Linked DNA regions of Homo sapiens: region 1 is linked to region 2. Evidence: read pairs that join two places in POLR2A ChIA-PET (ENCODE). Cell type or tissue: PC-9. All regions are shown on one strand. Each heading gives the region's core, and the rest is flanking DNA. Links, peaks and the distances in the headings are about the cores only.

The links. Peaks named below come from ENCODE experiments on the same cell type or tissue, not always from the same donor. Only the 100,000 strongest peaks of a DNase experiment are listed, where the experiment ranks them.
Region 1: POLR2A ChIA-PET joins it to region 2 with 5 read pairs; 1 of 35 experiments calls an interaction of 5 or more read pairs at or near these places.

What each region holds. Positions count from the first base shown.
Region 1 is chr17:76,482,522-76,486,900 of GRCh38, forward strand. All of the region lies in intron 2 of RHBDF2 (rhomboid 5 homolog 2), which reads right to left. Among named protein-coding and RNA genes, the nearest start is that of RHBDF2, 17 kb to the right of the region's middle. RefSeq lists silencers at 1,026-1,320, 1,232-1,432, 2,712-2,912. In PC-9, for the core only: no CTCF peak of the experiment used is centred there; DNase peaks (open chromatin) are centred at 1,150 and 2,390.
Region 2 is chr17:74,840,331-74,844,697 of GRCh38, forward strand. GRIN2C (glutamate ionotropic receptor NMDA type subunit 2C) reads right to left here. Exons shown (of 13, transcript NM_000835.6): 12 at 3,946-4,178; 13 at 1,693-3,223. The coding sequence ends at 2,105. Among named protein-coding and RNA genes, the nearest start is that of GRIN2C, 17 kb to the right of the region's middle. RefSeq lists silencers at 2,495-2,574, 2,655-2,714. In PC-9, for the core only: a CTCF peak has its summit at 2,701; a DNase peak (open chromatin) is centred at 2,471; H3K4me3 peaks cover 667 bases.

The DNA.
Region 1 (4,379 bases), core at 160-4,159, 1.6 Mb after region 2:
CCAGCACTTTGGGAGGCCGAGGTAGGTGGATCACCTGAGGTCAGGAGTTTGAGACCAGCCTGGCCAACATGGTAAAACCCTGTCTCTACTAAAAATACAAAATTAGCCAGGTGTGGTGGCGCATGCCTATAATCCCAGCTACTTGGGAGGCTGAGGCACGAGAATTGCTTGAACCCAGGAGGCAGAGGTTGCAGTGAGCCAAGATCATGCCACTGCACTCCAGCCTGGGCGACAGAGTGAGAAAATGTCTCAAAAAAAAAAGATAACTGAAACTGCCACCTGTCTGGCACTTTTCTCCCCCATAGTGAGAACACTGTTTAACAATAAAAGTGGCATATGCTCATTGAAAAAAAAAAAAAATCACACAGCTGTGTGTGGTGGCTTACACGTACAATCCCAACACTTTGGGAGACCAAGGTGGATGGATCACTTAAGGTCAGGAGTTCGAGACTAGCCTGGCCAACACAGTGAAACACCATCTCTACTAAAATACAAAAATTAGCCAGGCATAGTGCCTCATTCCTGTAGTTCCAGCTACTCGGGAGGCTGAGGCAGGAGAATCACTTGAACCCGAGAGGAAGAGATTGCTGTGAGCCAATCTCATTGCACCCTCCACCTCCCAGGTTCAAGCAATTCTCTTGCCTCAGCCTCCCAAGTAGCCGGGGTTATGGGCGTGAGCCACCAAGCCCAGCCCACACTCTATCATTTTACCTGCATTGTAGACATCTTTCCCTGTCAACACATACGGACAGACCTACTTTTTTTCTTTTTTCTTTTTTTTTGTGATGGGGTCTCATTCTGTCACCCAGATTGGAGTGCAGTGGCGCGATCTCGGCTCACCGCAACCTCCACCTCCCAGGTTCAAGTGATTCTCCTGCCTCAGCCTCCCAAGAAGCTCGGATTACGGGCATGCGCCACCACGCCCAGCTAATTTTGTATTTTTAGTAGAGATGGGGTTTCTCCATGTTGGTCAGGCTGGTCTCGAACTCCTGACCTCAGGTGATCCACCTGCCTCGGCCTCCCAAAGTGCTGGGATTACAGGTTTCAGCCACCACACCCGGCCCTAGGCCTCTTGTCTTTTTTGATGAATGCAAAGATTTCATAAGTGGAATGCACCAAGATTTACTTAAGTCCAGACTGCTGGTTATTTAGGATGTTTCCGGAATTTGAGACATGGGTCTGATGTTGCAACTAACACCCTTGCATACACCGCGTGTGCTTGTTTAACTATTACAAGACCAAGTTCTGGAAGCAGAATGGCTGGGTTGAAGAGTAAGTACATCCCAAATTTCAGTGGCTGTTGCCCAGTACCCCATCTGGGGCTTTCCTGTGCGTGTGCCACCAGTCCCCAGTTCCCCTCTGACTCCACCAGAATTAACACCCTCTGCCTGTTTCATTCTCTTCGTTTCGTCTCTTGCTCTGCCCCATGACCGTCTTCTTGTTAAAACCCCCAGCTGTGGCCGGGCGCGGTGGCTCATGCCTGTACTCCCAGCACTTTGGGAGGCCAAGGTGGGCAGATCACCTGAGGTCGGGAGTTCGAGACCAGCATGACCAACATGGAGAAACCCCGTCTCTACTAAAAATACAAAAAATTAGCTGGGTGTGGTGGCGCATGCCTGTAATCTCAGCTACTCGGGAGGCTGAGGTAGGAGAATTGCTTGAACCCGGGAGGCAGAGGTTGCAGTGAGCCGAGATTGCACCATTGCACTCCAGCCTGGGCAACAAGAGCGAAACTTCGTCTCAAAAATAAAAATAAAAATAAAAATAAACCCCCCCAGCTGTTTCCTCTCCTTCACATCCCAAGGTTCCTGGGCAAGTTTTGTTTTTCCTCTCCTTGTACGAAGCCAGGGACTCCATACCCATCTCCCTGGGAGCCCTTCAGCCAAGGGCGTGTGTGGGCTGAGGCGTGGCATGCACGGGTCGGCGAGACAGCAGCCATCTGAACCTGTCCTCCTCCTCCATCTCTACCTCACCTCCACCATCTCCACCTCACCTCCACCATCTCCTCACCTGGAGGCTCACTCCACTCTCTCAATTCCTCTACCTGCTGCCTCAAGCCCCCTGAGACTGATCATTCTCCGCACCGCAGCTGGGGTCACCTCCCAAAAGCATAGATCACACCTGTTGCTTCCCTGCTCAACTCTCTCCCAGGATTTCCTGTTCTCACCCAAAGTCCAAACGTCTCACTGGGACTTCCAGGACCTCTCTTCGTCTCTTCCTGTGCCCTTGCTTACCCCTGACCCAGCTTTCCTGGGCCCCTCATTGTCTCAAACTGGCCAAGCTCTGCTGGGGGTGGGGTTCATGATCAAAAGCAATGGAGCCGGCAGCGCATACTGGGCCAATGGTCTTGCATTTGCTGTCGGGTTAGTCACCTGACAACTCATCACCCAAGTCCTGACCTGCACAAGGGGGAGAGTAACGGTTCCTCCCCAGAGAAGCGTCTGGAGGAGCAAATGAGTGGATGATGTCACCGGGCACAGTGGCTCACGCCTGTAATCTCAGCATTTTGGGAGGCTGAGGTGGGCGGATCACCTAAGGCCAGGAGTTCAAGACCAGCCTGGCCAACATGGTGAAACCCCATCTCTACTAAAAATACAAAAATTAGGCTGGGCGCGGTGGCTCATGCCTGTAATCCCAGCATTTTGGGAGGCCGAGGCGGGCGGATCACCTGAGGTCGGGAGTTCGAGACCAGCCTGACCAACATGGAGAAAGCCTATCTCTACTAAAAATACAAAAAACATTAGCCAGGCATGGTGGTGCATCCCTGTAATCCCAGCTACTCGGGAGGCTGAGGCAGGAGAATCGCTTGAACCTGGAAGGTGGAGTTAGCGGTGAGCCGAAATCTCGCCATTGCACTCCAGCCTGGGCAACAACAGCAAAACTCTGTCTCAAAAAAAAAAAAAAAAAAAAAAGAGCTGGGTGTGGTGGTGGGCAACTGTAGTCCCAGCTATTCGGGAGACTGAGGCAGGAGAATCACTTGAACCCAGGACGGGGGGTGTGGTTACAGTGAGCCGAGATCTCGCCACTGCACTCCAGGCCTCCAGCCTGGGCGACAGAGTGAGACTCCGTCTCAAACAACAACAAAAAATGAGCAGATGGCTTCACACACTGAAGCACTGTGTCCACACAGAAACCTGGACAGGAAGTGCCCGGCAGCACGGCTCTGCAGAGCCGGAGCAGGAAAACAGCACAAGCGCCCGTCAGCAGATGAAGGCACAAATATAAAATGTGGTTGAGCCACACAATGGAGCATCCTTCAGCCACAAAAGGAAGGAAGTCCTAACAAAGCTACAACGTGGACGAGCTTTGAGAACATTGTGTCCAGGGACAGGAGCCAGTCACGATGGCCACCTCTGCATGAGTCCATTCATATGAAAGCTCGGAATAGAAGAGGGAAATCTATAGACAGAAGCAGGGTAGTGGTTCTTAGGACTGGGAAGGTGGGGACTGGGCAGGGGGTGACAGCTAAAGGGTGCAGGCTTTCTTTAGGGGGTGATGAAAGCAATCTGAAACTGTGGTGATGGTGGCACAATTCTGTGAATATGTATATATATGTACACACACACACACACACACACACACACACACACACACATATAGTTTTTGAGACAGAGTCTTGCTCTGTCACCCAGGCTAGAGCGCAGTGGTGCGATTTTGGCTCACTGCCAACCTCCACTTCCCAGGTTCAAGCGATTCTCCTGCCTCAGTCTCCCGAGTAGCTGGGACTACAGGCGCAAGCCACCATGCCTGGGTAATGTTTGTATCTTTAGTAGAGATGGGGTTTCACCATGTTGGCCAGGCTAGTCTCGAACTCCTTACCTCAAGTTTGCTTCGGCCTCTCAGAAAGTGCTGAGATTACAGGTGTGAGCCACTGTGCCCAGCCTCTGTGAATATATCAAAATCACTGAAGGTTGGGAGCGGTGGTTCATGCCTGTAATCCCAGCAATTTGAGAGACTGAGGCAGGAAGATCACTTGAGCCCAGGAGTTCAAGACCAGCCTGAGCAACATAGTGAGATCCCATCTGTATAAAAAAATTAAAAAATTAGCCAGATATGGTGGTGCGTGCATATAGTCCCAGCTACTCAGGAGGCTGAGGCAGAAGGATGGCTTGAGCTAGGAAGGTCGAGGCTGCAGTGAACCGTGATCGCGCCACTGTACTCCAGCCTGGGTAACAGAGTGAGACCCTGTCTCAAAATATAAATAAATAAATAAAAACACTGATGGTACACTTTAAATGGGTGAATCGACTGGTGTGTGAATTCTCTCTCAATGAAGCAGGTGCTCCATAATGTTGGGCCTCTGTCCGAGCCAGTCACTCTGTCCCAGACCATCACACAGAGGAGGGGCTGGCTCTTCTCAGCCTCCTGGTTGCAGTTCA
Region 2 (4,367 bases), core at 368-4,367:
TCCTTCCCTTGGTGGTGCAGGAAGCCAGGCCAAGCTAGTTCTGAACTCAGGATGCAGCCTTCCTGCTACCTGTCCCCCAGGACTCATATCCTCCTGCCCCCCCCCCCCCCCCCCCGGCCACAAATATATGCCTAGAGAAGGAACAAGGCAGCCAGTGCCTGGCCCAGGAGCAGGAGCGGCCCTCCTCAGAGCCAGCAGCAGGCTCGGCTTCACATTGGAGGCTCAGCTCTTAATGATCTTTCCAGTTCTTGGTTATTAATGATCTTGGGCAGAGAGCAGAGCAGCCCTGTCCTCACAGCTCCTCCAGGATGCCTCACCTGCCACAGCCTTCCTCCCAGGGCCAAAGGCAGACCCTGACTCTGGGAGGAGGAGGGGCTCGGTTCCAGGGGCTGGTGGCCAACAGTTAACCCTCTCACTACTAGTGGCTGCAACCAAGGTCAAGCTCCCTTCCAGAGTGCTGGCCTCCAGCACTCACCTAGACACACTCCCAGCCTGCTGTCCTGAACCTGGATCCAGCCCATAAAAACCCATAGGGTAGAGAGCGTGAAATTGTGTGGACAGGGCCACCCACTCTTGGGGTACTCTCCTACCAAGAATGGAGGTGTATCTCCCCCTACCGTTTCAGCTGCCTTCACCCCTAAAACTAACCCAAAAAAAGTCCAGTTCTCATGGCCCCAACCCAAACAGTGGGGTCTTCAGAGACTAAAGAGGCAGCCTGGCTTCCTGGGAACCAGCAAGGAGCTACGGGGGAGGGCACTGGCAGAGACAGCCAGCACCGCCCCTCGCAGCTTCCTCTCTGTCACGTGGAATTAGCCTCTGGCCTGCCTCCACCCAACTTGTCAGGACAGCCAGGGCTTGGCCTTTACATCTTCAGCCGTTAGAAAAGGGTCTGACAGAATCAATAGTGCTCACTGTTTGTGGAACGGATAGAAGGAATGCCTGCTTGCTCCACAGTCATTGTAGGGGGGATAAGTGTGATTGCAGATGTGAAAACATTGAAAATGGTAAGCACAAGCCATCTTTTCAGATGGGCCAGAGGCAAAGATGTGTGATAGAAAAAGGAAGTGGGCTAGAAGCCCCAGAGGGAGAAGAGGATGAGACCGCAGGCAGATTCTCCCACCACAGGAGTCCTGGCACCAGCGAGGCCAAGCTGTGCCTGACCCTGGCAGCCACCTGCCCCAGGATTCCAGAGCCCAGGCAGTTCCGAGCCTCGTGTGTCAGCCACGGAGAGAATGCGGCCAGCCAGGGTTTAGCAAGCCTACAAGCTCCACACCTTTCTCTGCCTCTGCCTCTGCCACCATGGCACTGTCAGGCTCCCCAGGGCGTCCCTGGCAGGGCAGGACAGGACAGCCACTACCCCTGGCACAAGCCTCCCTTTTCAAGGAGACTGAGGGATGAACGCCATCCATCATCACCAGAGCCCCCGTGCTGAGCACACGTGTTACATCCAGTGCCAGGATGGGTGGGAGCTGGCCCTGAATACCAAGTGGCTTCTGCTGCCCAGAGCCCCCTCTCAGCCTCACCTCCTTCCCACATCCCTCCCAGACACTCCCAAGGCTCCGCCTCCCCAAGAGGGACCTGCCTACCTGCTTTAGGCAAACATCCCACCTGGGATACTCTCATGATGCCCTGTTGTCTATGGCCTGTGCTGTGCCCCTTCCAGAATGCAGAATGAAGCAGCCAGGACCAGTGTGTTGTAAAAGGTTGGTTTAATGTCCCAGTGCTCTGATGAGAAGAAACTCTAGCCAGGTAGAGCAAGGATCGGGATGGCCCTGCCTCAACCACAAGTTCCAGCCTCCATGCCCACAGCAGCCATGACCAGTAACTGGCTAGCCCCAGGGAAGGGAGAGCCTCAGGAGTCTGACCCCCACAGCACACCCTCCTGGCAGAACTCTGCGTGAGAAGAGGACAGCAAAAGCCCAGCCCTCACCATGATTTGAGGCTACTGAGGTCACTGATGACCATGGAAGACATCATCTGTCACTGGGGTCCCATGGCCAGGATTTCATGGCAGAAGCCAGAAAAGCCCAATCCTGCCTGCCGCTTAACCCTGACAGTGGCAGGCAGAGAATCCAGCTGGCTCGGAGCCTGAGTGGCTGATAACTCACACTTCTGACTCCAGACTGGAGATCCGTCTCCAGGTGCAGGGTCCCGGGAAGCCTTGCGTCCCACGGGCTACCCTGCTGATCTCGTCCAGTCCCCCACTGTCTCTGTAGCCTGTGCCCAGCCCCAGAGTCCTGCCCCTGTGCCCCAGAGGCCCCCAGGCCCCGGAGAGCCAGGAGCCGTGGCTGGCACAGGGTGGAAGGTGAGGACAGACAGCCCCCCAGCAAAATGGCAGGTGGGCGTGGGCGTGCAGGCAGACGTGCTGTCTGTGCTGCCAGGCGGGGGCCCCTGCCTGCTCGCCCTCCTGGCAGGCCTCCCGGTAGATCGGCAAGCACATCGACTGCGCCTGCGCCAAGCGCCTGCAGGCCGAGTGGCCGTCGGGGCGGGCGCAGGCGGGGCCGGTGCACCCAGCGGGCAGCGAGCTGGGCCGAGCGAAGGCCTCGGCCACGGAGCTGGGCAGGGAAGCGTGACGCGGGCGCGAGCCCCGGGCCCAGGCCGCGTGCAGCAGGGCCTCCCGCCGGGCCAGCTGCTCCGGACCGAGCAGCGGCAGGTCCTCCAGCTCCGGGAAGAGCGGGAGGAAGGGGCGGCCGGATCGGTCGGCTCGAGGAAAGGAGCTGTAGTGACAGCGCGCGGGCGACAGGGGCCGCTCGGAGGCCGAGAGGTGCCTCCCGCAGTGCCCGGTCCGCACCGGCCACCGCGCCTCCCAGGCTGGGCGGCGCGACACTCGGGAGACGTCGGACAGGGGCGGCCCCGGCGTCGGGGGGCGGCCCGGGGGCTGCGGAGCCCTGCGCACAAGCGCCGCGCGACCCCCGTCTGGCGGTCCCCAGCCCGTGGGGCTCGGCTCTGGGGGCGGGTCGGGGGTGGGCAGGCATGGGCTGGGGCCAGACCGCGGGGTCGGGCAGGGGGACGGTGGGGGCGCACGGCGGCCGCCACCCCAATTCTCGATGGTGCGAGTGGCGCGGTCCAGGGAGCTGCTTACGCCCGCCGTGGTCACCATGTCGCGGGCTGCCTGCAGCATCTTGAGCACGCTGGCCTGGGCCGAGCTGGCCGTGAGGTCCGGGCTGGCCTGCCGCGGTGGGCTGGCGAGGCTCTGCACCCCGCTGAAGCAGCTGTAGATGCCCTGGGCAGTAGGGAGACGACAGGCCGTAAGCAGCGCCCTCCGCTCAGGGACCCGCCACGATTGTCCCTGCCTGGTCCCAAGGCATCATCAGTCTTCTATAAGTCTCAGGAAGTAGCTAACTGTGAAGCATCTCCCATGCGCCAGGCACTGTGCTTTGCAGATGAATGAGTGGTCTGAGCGCCCAGGTTGACTCATTCTCCTAATCACTCTAGCTAGCACCTGGCACATGAAGGTTCCAACCTGGGCACACCTGTGGGGGGGACTCTGACCCTCTTCAACCCTGCCACCCTGGTGAGCCATGCCACTTCTCAGGACGTTGGCTTTTTTTTTTTTTTTTAGAAACAGGATCTCACTCTGCTGCCCAGGCTGGAGTGCAGTGGTGCCATCTCGGCTCACTGCAACCTCTGCCTTCTTGGCTCAAGCGATCCTCCCAATTCAGCCTCCTGAGTAGCTGGGACTGCAGGCGCGCACCACCACGCCCAGCTAATTCTTTTATTTTCTGTAGAGATGGGTTTTCGCCATGTTGCCCAGGCTGGTCTCAAACTTCTGGACTCAAGGGATCCACTGGCCTAAGCCTCTCAAAGTGTTGAGATTACAGGTGTGAGCCATGAGCCGGGCCAGAACCTTGGTTTTACCTCTGGAAATGGGCCATGGCCAGCCCGGACTTATCTGGGTAGGTGCCCTTAAAACTTTGGCCTGTGTGGGGAGGGGTGGGCACCCACCCTGCTGAAAGCCAGCAGGAAGTCCAGCTGGGATGAGTTGGGCACCGAGTGGCGCAGCTTCCAGTAGACCAGGTGCTCCCAGGCGAAGACCAGCAGGGCCAGCCCCATGGCCACCAGCAGCATGTAGAAGACGCCTGCCATGTTGTCGATGTCCAGCTTGCTGCTCATCACCTCGTTCTTCTCATTCTGGCAGATCCCTGAGAGCCACACTGTCTCCAGTTTCTGTGTCTCTCCTGGAGTTGGGGGGTGTACACATCTGGCTCAGGAAACCCCCCTATAAGCAACCCCCTCACAAAGCTCACCACAAACCTGGAGTAAGAAGGGATCTGGGGCAGGGTGCCACCCACTTCTTCCTCAAGCAGACCACATGGGGATCCAGCCTGGCTGGAGCAGGATGGTGGGGCGGGGAGTGGAGGGTCAGT